2 separate regions of the Homo sapiens genome follow, and region 2 is linked to region 1. The links are chromatin loops, found by intact Hi-C in ENCODE. Cell type or tissue: heart right ventricle. All regions are shown on one strand. Each heading gives the region's core, and the rest is flanking DNA. Links, peaks and the distances in the headings are about the cores only.

Region 1 (4,641 bases), core at 717-3,216:
CAGACTCACCCAAGGACAGGCCATGACCACCGGTGGTGCTCCAGAACCCACTGTGGCTCCCTATCACCCCACCATTTAATCCAGCTTAGCCCTTCACCAACTTCCTGCCTTAGGATTTACTGACACACGCCTCTGCCATCCATCATTTGGGCATCCATTAAATGGCCATTGGCCTCAAATGTACAGGGTGGTGGAAGGGACGCATTTGACATGGGAAGGTTCTGAGTTTGAATCCCAGCTCTAGCACATGCGAGCAGTGAGACCTGGGATGGGTACGTGCATTCAGGTGTACTCCCCCCTCCCACCCTGAGAACACCTTTTACCCACCCTTGTACTCATCCTCTCATTTTGCCTGTAATTTATTGAGTTCCTACTGTGTGCTGGACTCTGTGTCAATCAGTGGGGAAAACAGCAGCAAGACAGGCAAGGTCACGGGGCTGGCATTCCAACAGGGGACACAGCAGCAGGCAAGTTCACGAATCATGAGTTATCACTGCAGAGGGGCCACAAATCAGAGGTCCAGGAGACCAACTGTGGGGAAGGGGGAACATGAAAGGAGAAGATTTCTTTTTTTTTTTTGAGACATAGTTTCGCTCTTGTCCCCCAGGCTGGAGTGCAGTGGCGCAATCTCAACTCACTGCAACCTCTGCCTCCCGGGTTCAAGCGATTCTCCTGCCTCAGCCTCCCGAGTAGCTGGGATTACAGGTGCCCAGCTCATTTTTGTATTTTTGGTAGAGACAGGGTTTCACCATGTTGACCAGGCTGGTCCCAAACTCCTGACCTCATGTGATCTGCCCACCTTGGCCTCCCAAAGTACTGGGATTATAGGCGCGAACCACTGTGTCCGACCAGAGAGAAGATTTTTGTGGAGCACTAAAGCTTGAGCTGAAGTCTGAGGGTTAAGCTAAGAGAAGAGAATGGAGGAGACATGGAGCACTCTCAACACAGATGAGAGCATGTGCAAAGGCCCTGGGGTGGGAGCAGCAGAGGATCCTAGGTTGTGGTTTGCGGGTTTTTTGAGACGAGGTCTCACTCTACCCAGGCTGAAGTGCAGTGGCACGATCACGGCTCACTGCAGCCTTGACCTCCCAGTCTCAAGAGATCCTCCCACCTCAGCCTCCTGAGTAGCTGGGACTACAAGCGTGCACTGCTACACCTGGCTACATTTTTTAAAAATTTTTTGTAGATTGGGGTCTCACTATATTGTCCAGGCTGGTCTTGAGCTCCTGAGCTCAAGCGACCCTCTTGCCTCGGCCTCTCAAAGTGCTGAGATTATAGGCATGAGACACCACACCCCACTGGACTTTTTTAAAAGAATGTAAAATTAGGCATGAAAGTTCATGCTTATTTAGAAGGAAAAAGTGTTACAAATTACATTTAAAATACATTTTAAAATATATTTTCATTAACTGCTCAACACACATATTTTTTTCTTTCATTTTTGGCTGCATGTTCTTTTTGGATTCCCCCTTTAACTGTCAAGATTTTGTAATATCATTTTCTAGAGAGAAGATAGATAATTCCTCCAGCATGGCTGAGTGAAATATACACATACAAATTAGCCAGGTGTGATGGCACACTCCTGTGATCCCAGCTATTAATATTATACTTGGGAGGCTGAGGTGGGAAGATCATTTGGGCATGAGAGATCAAGGCTGCAGTGAGCCATGACTGTGCCACTGCACTCCAGCCTGGGCAACAAAGCAAGATCCTGTCTCAAAAAAAGAAAATATATATATACATACATTCATATACACAGACACATATGTGTATATATACATACATATATAATAAATGTATTTTGTTATGTAGGATGCACAAAACATGTGTCTTAACACACACTCACACACACACACACACATTTATTGTCTGTAGAGCTGCGACAGGTTTGTGCCTTACTGTGGCTGGCAGAATAATAGCCCCCCAAAACTGTCTATGCCCCAATCCCCTGTGACTATATTAGGTTACATGGCAAAGGGAGTTGAAGCTGCTCATCAGCTGACTTTAAAATAGGGAGATTATCCTGGATGAGCCAGGTGGGCCCAAAGTCATCATAGGATCCTTAAAAGTGGAAGAGGGTGGCTGGGTGCGGTGGCTGATGCCTGTAATCCCAGCACTTTGGGAGGCCAAGGCAGGCGGATCACTTGAGGCCAGGAGTTTGAGGCTGGCCAATATAGCAAAACCTCATCTCTACTAAAAATACAAAAATTAGCTGGGCATGGTGGCTCACACCTGTAATCCCAGCTACTCAGGAGGCTGAGGCGTAAGAATTGCTTGAACCTGGGAGGTGGAGGATACAGTGAGCCGAGATCCTGCCACTGCACTCCAGCCTGAGCAACAGAGCAAGACTCTGTCTCAAAAAAACAAAACAAAAAAAAAGGCGGAAGAGATAAGAGGGAGAATCAGAGACAGAGCAGTGTGAGAAGGACCCAGTTCAACATAGATGAGGGTCGGGGCCACACACCAAGGAATGCGGGCAGCCTCTGGAAGCTGGAAAATGCATGGACGTGAATTTCCTTTTAAAGCCTCCGAAAGGGAATGCACCTTGATTTTGGCCCAGGGAGACCCACTTTGGACTTCTGACCTGCAGAGCCGTGAATTAGTCCATTTGTGTTGCCGAAGCCACTGCATTTGTGATTGTTTGTTACAGAGGCTGTCAGAAACGAACGCACCTCCAAATGCAGGCATTCTGATCAATCCCGTTTCATCTGATCACTTTGCGGAGGCGGGAAGTCTGAGTGGACAGAGACAATAGTATGGTCGGTCTTCATGGACTGCAGTTCACATCATCTACATCTGCAAATTTTACAAACACACATAAGCGTGTGGACATGAGGCTAAGGCCCCTCTCAGGGCCTCGGAAGGGATCTGTGCAATAGAAGGCCCCAAGCCCTGAGAGCCATCGGTGTTTGGCAACTCCGCATTAGTCTCATTCAAATAACTCAAAGCAGATGTGGTGTTGGGGCCACAGAGAGCCTGGAAGAGGAGCTGGTGCCAGTCCAGCTGGGGCTTCGTGGCTCAAAGTAGGGGCCTGACCTCGTCCTATTCCCCAGTGGTGCTGGCGTCAGTCCCCAGTGGCTGTCGGGTGGTGGACGGGCTGGAGGAGAAGGGGTGGGCGCCAGGCAGATCACTGCAGGAGTCTCCCCTTCAGGATGTGGTGGAGGAGATGGTGGGATGGGGGTGAGGGTGAGGAAGGGAAGCAGGGGAACCGCTTAGCAGGGAGCAGCCCCAAGAGTTTCTGCCAGGTGGGAGGTGGGCTTGGGGAGGAGCAATGTCAGAGCTGACTCCAAGACTCTGGCTGAGAGTTGGGAAGAGCCCAAGGGGTGGGGTGGGCGGGGGCTGTGACAGAGAAGAGGGCACCCGTGTGCTCACCTCCCCTTCCCACCTCCAGCCTGCAGGACAGAAAAAAGCAAGTCTTTCCTCACTTCCCTGCACCTGCCAAACCACCATGTTGGGACAACACCAGACCAAGGACCCCTCCCCACCCAGTGTTACCAGTAAGGCTGAGAGCTTCAGCTCAGGACGAGGTCTGCAAAAAACAGACAGAAACAGAAACAAACAGGTTTCTTTCCTCTTTGACTAGGCTCTCTGGGCTTCTCAGGTTCCTACAGGACCCCGCCCATTCCCAAGCCCTGTGCTCTGCCCCACCTCTGCAGCCCCCCATGCCTAGCCCTCTGGGGGTCTCCATCCCTCCCATCCCAACGCCCAAGCCAAGCCCAGAGTCATTGTGAGCACTTATTAAGCCACTAATTAATTGAATTTTTCCCCCTCATTGCATGCTGTTAATTAGTTTCTTGTAGTAACATAGACTATTATTCTTGGAAGTAATAACTTGGTCCCGGAGGCAGTTTTAATGCTACTTATAATTACCAGAGGAGGCAGAGTCTTGGGCTTAGGTGGGCGGAGCTAATCCAGCACAAGAAAGGAGGAAAGTCAACATGGTTCTTCCTTGTCTAAAAGATGTCTTTTATTTTGCCTTACTATTGTTCTGTATTTTCTAAATTTTCTGCAATGGAAAGCATTTTTTTTTTTCTTTTGAGACAGAGTGTCGCTTTTACGCCCAGGCTACAGTGAAATGGAGCGATCTCGGCTCACTGCAACCTCCACTCCCCGGGTTCAAGCGATTTCTCCTGCCTCAGCCTCATGAGTAGCTGGGATTACAGGCATTCGCCACCACGCCCGGCTAATTTTTGTATTTTTAAGAGAGACAGGGTTTCGCTATGTTGGTCAGGCTGGTCTTGAACTCCTGACCTCAGGTGATCTACCCACCTCAGCCTCCCAAAGTGCTGGGGTTACAGATGTGAGCCACCTTACCCGGCCGGAAAGCATTATTTTTATAACATGAAAAGTAAGTTTTTTTAAAGGCAGGAAAGCTTTAGAGTGGCTGTGAAATTGTCCCTGGGAGAAAGGAGCTACAGAGGGCTGGGGTAGGGCCCAGTGGGGAGTGGATGCCATTTCCTTCTGCAGCTTCTGTTCCAGGCTGTCCTTTCTGTCCTCTCCCTGTGGCCCCATGGCCAGTAAGCACCAAAACCAGCGTGCAGAATCAGGGCTCTGAGTCCAAGTTCAGAGACCTAACCCTGGCCTCAAACCCCCTCATCTGGCATCTGATAGGCGGGTGTATTAGGGAGAAATCAGCCAGGG
Region 2 (4,641 bases), core at 899-3,398, 74 kb before region 1:
CAGCCTCCCAAAGTGCTGGGATTACAGGCGTGAGTCATTGCGCTCAGCCTCCTTGCAGATTTTTGATTGTCCTTTGCCTATCCGGAGCTCTAGGACTCATCTAGGGTAGCGGGGATGAAGACCACACTCCTGGCTCTCCTTGGCTGGAGTCTTCTCTCAGGCACATTCTAGCCTGAGGTGTGGAAGAAGAAAAGCAGGTGATTTATTCTAAACTCTGCACCATCTCACTCAGATTCCATTACAGGAGTCAGTCATGGTAATAGCCAAAGAGAAGAAAGATGTGAGAGGAGAATAGTTTCCAGGGAGGGATTAGTAGGGAATAGTCATCTAATCAATATTGATCAATAGAGTGACCTAGAAAACTCTAAGGCCACAACTATTGAAACAGAGCCTCCCCCTAGAACATCTCCACTGATCAAGAGAAGACAGAAAAGTTAAAATCAGAAAGGAGAAATTAATTTTTTTCAAGCAATGGCTGTAGACTGATACAACCACTTTGAAAACATAGGTATATGCCACGACCCAGCAATTTCACTCCTGGGTATGTATTCAACAAAAACAAGTGCTCTGTTCATCAAGAGACACGCACAAAAGTGTTCAAAATTCATTCATCATAGACTCAAACTGGGAATAACCCAAATATTCATCAACAGTAGAATGGATAGATAAAATGTGATTTATTCACACAAAAGAATATTAAACAGCAGAGGAAAAAGAATGAACTGCTGATACACAGCAGCATGGATGAATCTGAAGACATAATGTTGAATGAAAGAAGTCAAACTTAGAAGACTGCATATGGAGTAATCCCATTTACATGAAGTTTGAGAACAGGAAAAACTAATCTATGGTGACAGATATAAGAAAAGTAGTTATCTTTGGTGGAAAATGCTTCCTGTTAGGTAGCACAAGGCAGGAGGCATGCTGGAAATGTTATGTGTTTATATCTGGATAGTGGTTACACGCACACATGCATACACACAAATTCTTTTCTTTTTTTTTTGAGACAGAGTCTCGCTCTGTCACCAAGGCTGGAGTGCAGTGGCACGATCTCGGCTCACTGAAAGCTCCGCCTCCCGGGTTCACGCCATTCTCCTGCCTCAGCCTCCCGAGTAGCTGGGACCACAGGCACCTGCCACCACGCCCGGCTAATTTTTTGTATTTTTAGTGGAGATGGGGTTTCACCGTGTTAGCCAGGATGGTCTCGATCTCCTGACCTTGTGATCCGCCCGCCTCGGCCTCCCAAAGTGCTGGGATAACAGGCGTGAGCCACCGTGCCCGGCCCACAAATTCTTTAAGCTGTGCACTTAAGATTTGTGTACTTTATGTTATATCTCAAAATTTTTAAAAAATTTTATGAGAGGGAGTCTCACTCTGTTACCCAGGCTGGAGTGCAGTGGCAATCTCAGCTCACTGCAGCCTCCACCTCCTGGGTTCAAGGGATTCTCCTGCCTCAGCCTTCCGAGTAGCTGGGACTGCAGGTGCGCACCACCAGGCCCGGCTATTTTTGTAATTTTACTAGAGACAGGGTTTCACCATGTTGGCCAGGCTGGTCTTGAACTCCTGGCCTCAGCTGATTCACCTGCCTCAGCCTCCCAAAGTGCTGGGATTACAGGCGTGAGCCACCGTGCCCAGCCAACAAATATTTTTAAATGGTCACCCTGTCACTACAAAATCTAAGTCATTATCTGTCACTTACTTCTTGTGGGCCACAAGATTTACAGAGCTTATTCCTTCCTTCCATCTTGAGGTAAATGGAAACATAGCTGCCCATTGGACACATGGACTCCTGCAGAGGTACCACTGCAGACTAGGCAATCTAAGGCTGAACTGGCAGGTGTCATACTAAGAGGAGATGGTGAACCGAGATCTGTGGACTTTCTGCCCTTTCTCATGGCATTACTGATGGGTTCACAACACCTGAGGCTGGACACACCCCATGGAGCTGCCAAAAGGGCTTAGAATCCCATAGCCCCTCTCCCTAGAGCAGAACAGAACGGCTGTAGCAGTAGCACCTCGATGAGTTTCAAGAGATTCCAAATGAGGATGGAATTATAGTCCAGCCTTGTGATTTCCAGCAGCTATCATTGCAGCTTGACCCAGCAATGGCAGGACGCAGTGACCACGCACTTCTGGGCAGCTCCATGAGAGCGAGGAGAAGGTGAAGGGGAGGGAGTTCCAGCACCTCGGACAGAGGTGTCCCCCTCCCGAAGCCCAGGCGTCCGGCCGATTCAATTGTTTCAGCACCAGGGACAGGGACTCACACATTAAATGGCTATGGAAATAGACTGGGTTGATAAAAAAAAAAAGTACTTGAGGACAGCGGTCTTCCCACGATTTGCTATTTACACACAACGCTACTGCTTCCAGCTTTGTATAACAAATTCAATTTTGACAGCATTAAAAATGTATGTGTGATGAGAAGATTGGTTTGGAAAACACCCAACATTTACCTCCCTTCTACTGCCACCTCCTTCTTCCAATCCAGGTGCTTCCCAAAGGACCCACACTTCAAGGAATGCCCAGGTAAATGGGGTTTCTCATAGTTAGAGTTGTCAGCCCAGCACATGGGTAGAAGAACAGAACCCCTGGGACCCACCTTATTTTCTGAAACATAGACACAAAAAGTCTTTCCTCTCTAAGAGGGTGAAGAGAAGCTATTTTATAATCTCTCCTTTAAAATCTGTGCCACCATCAATTAACTAATTCATTCAACTGCTATTTGCTTAAAACCTACTCTGCAGAAGGAGCTGGAATTATAAGAATGAGCCAAATAAATCCTCTGCTCTCATGGAGTTTACATTCTAGTGGGAGGGGAAGACCATGAACAATAAACATCCGTAACTAGGATAATTTCAGTTTGTTCTAGGTGCTGTGAAGAAAATTAGCAGAGTGATGGGCTCTATGGTGACTGAGTGAGAATTACTTTAGCTAGGATGGTAAGGGAAGGCCTCTCTGAGGAGGCGATGTTTGAGTTGACTTGAACAATGAGGAGGAGCCAGATTTGTGAAGATCTAGCAGAAATGCATCCTGCAAAAGGGGCAGCAACTGCAGTAGCACTGAGATGGAAAGAAATGTGGCATCAGAAGATGGGAAGGGCCAGGCATGGTGGCTCAAACCTGTAATCCCAGCACTTTGGGAGGTCGAGGTGGGAGAAGTGTTTGAGCCCAGGAGATTGAGATCACCCTGGGCAATATAGGGAGACTCCGTCTCCTCACACAAAAAAATAAAATTAGCTGGGTGTGGTGGTGCTCACCTGCAGTTCCAGCTACTCAGAAGGCTAACGTGGGAGAGTTGCTTGAGCCTGGGAGGTTGAGGCTGCAGTGAGCTGTGATTGTGCCACTGTACTCCAGCCTGGGCAAGACAGCAAGACCCTGTCTCAAAAAAAAAAAAAGATGGGAAGGAGGCCAGTATGGATGGAATGTAGTGAATGAAGGGAAGATGGAAGGGAAATAAAGTTGGAGAAGTGGGAGGGGTCCTTGTAGGTTATATAAGGTGTTTGGGTCTTAAGCATGGGGGTGATATGATTTGATTTATGTTTAAAACAAAAGTAACCATCACAGCAGTTTAAAAAGCTTTGACTGGGCCATGGGGTGCCGAAGCATCTGGTCAAACCTTAGTCTGGATGCTTCTGAATGAGATTAACATTTGAATCAGTAGACTGGGTACAGTAGATGGCCCTCCTTAATGTGGATGGATCCCATCCAATCGAAGTTCTGAATAGAACAAAAGGCTGCCCTCCCCACAAATAGGAGGAAGTTCCTCCCGCCTGATTGCCTTTCAGCTGGAACATAAGTTCTTTCTTGCTTTTGGACTTGAACTGAAATGGCTCCTCCTAGGTGTCGAGCCTACCAGCCCTCAGGTTGGAACTATACCATTGGCTGTCCTGGCTCTCAGATCTTTGGACTTGAACTGGAACTACACCATCAGCTCTCCTGGATCTCCAGCTTGCTAACTGTAAATCTTGGGACCAGTCAGCCTCCATAATCACACAGATAAATTCCTTATAATAAATTTATATATATATATATATATCCATAAATCAAAGATATGTGTATATATGTCCTATTGGTTCCGTTTCTCTAGAGAACCCTGACTAATAGAACTGCTCTGTGGAGAAGAGACTAGGGAGGCAGGAGGGGACGCTGGGAGACCAGTTTAGGCTGTTACAACGCTCCACTGAGATTATGGTGATGATAACCTCTCCTTGTCTCCCATCAGGAGCAATTTTTTCTCCAAAATTAACGATGCACTTTCCCAAGTCAACCATGCTCCTTTCCTCTGGTGTCTCTCATGACACCAGATGTAATGCGATGTGAGATATGGTGAGAGAAATTGAGTAGGGTCACATACGATGGTTTAGTTATTTATTGTTGAAAGAATTAATGAGTGGTAGCTTTGGAACCACCTGGCTCATCTAGAAATAGAATATATTGCCACTTCTATGCTGGTTCTTCTCAAGCCCTTTTAACTCATGGGCTACCAGTTGGTGAGGGAGGGCTGGCAGAGTGCTTAATCCACTCTTATCATCTAAGAAACAAACCTCACCACAGCCAGGGAAGTCTGGGCTCACACTGATGGGAGGCCAACAGGGAGACCATACACAATCAGTTATGCAGTGAACAAAAGCATCAATATACA

What was found. Hi-C counts contacts between places; a loop is a spot of excess contacts. Peaks named below come from ENCODE experiments on the same cell type or tissue, not always from the same donor. Only the 100,000 strongest peaks of a DNase experiment are listed, where the experiment ranks them.
Region 2: it touches region 1 in a loop (2.1-fold over the local background); 3 of 110 quality-filtered maps call a loop at or near these places.

The regions. Positions count from the first base shown.
Region 1 is chr1:11,622,906-11,627,546 of GRCh38, forward strand. No RefSeq gene overlaps it. Among named protein-coding and RNA genes, the nearest start is that of LINC01647, 16 kb to the left of the region's middle. In heart right ventricle, for the core only: no CTCF peak of the experiment used is centred there; no DNase peak of the experiment used is centred there; H3K27me3 peaks cover 2,151 bases.
Region 2 is chr1:11,548,648-11,553,288 of GRCh38, forward strand. No RefSeq gene overlaps it. Among named protein-coding and RNA genes, the nearest start is that of LINC01647, 59 kb to the right of the region's middle. In heart right ventricle, for the core only: no CTCF peak of the experiment used is centred there; a DNase peak (open chromatin) is centred at 2,214.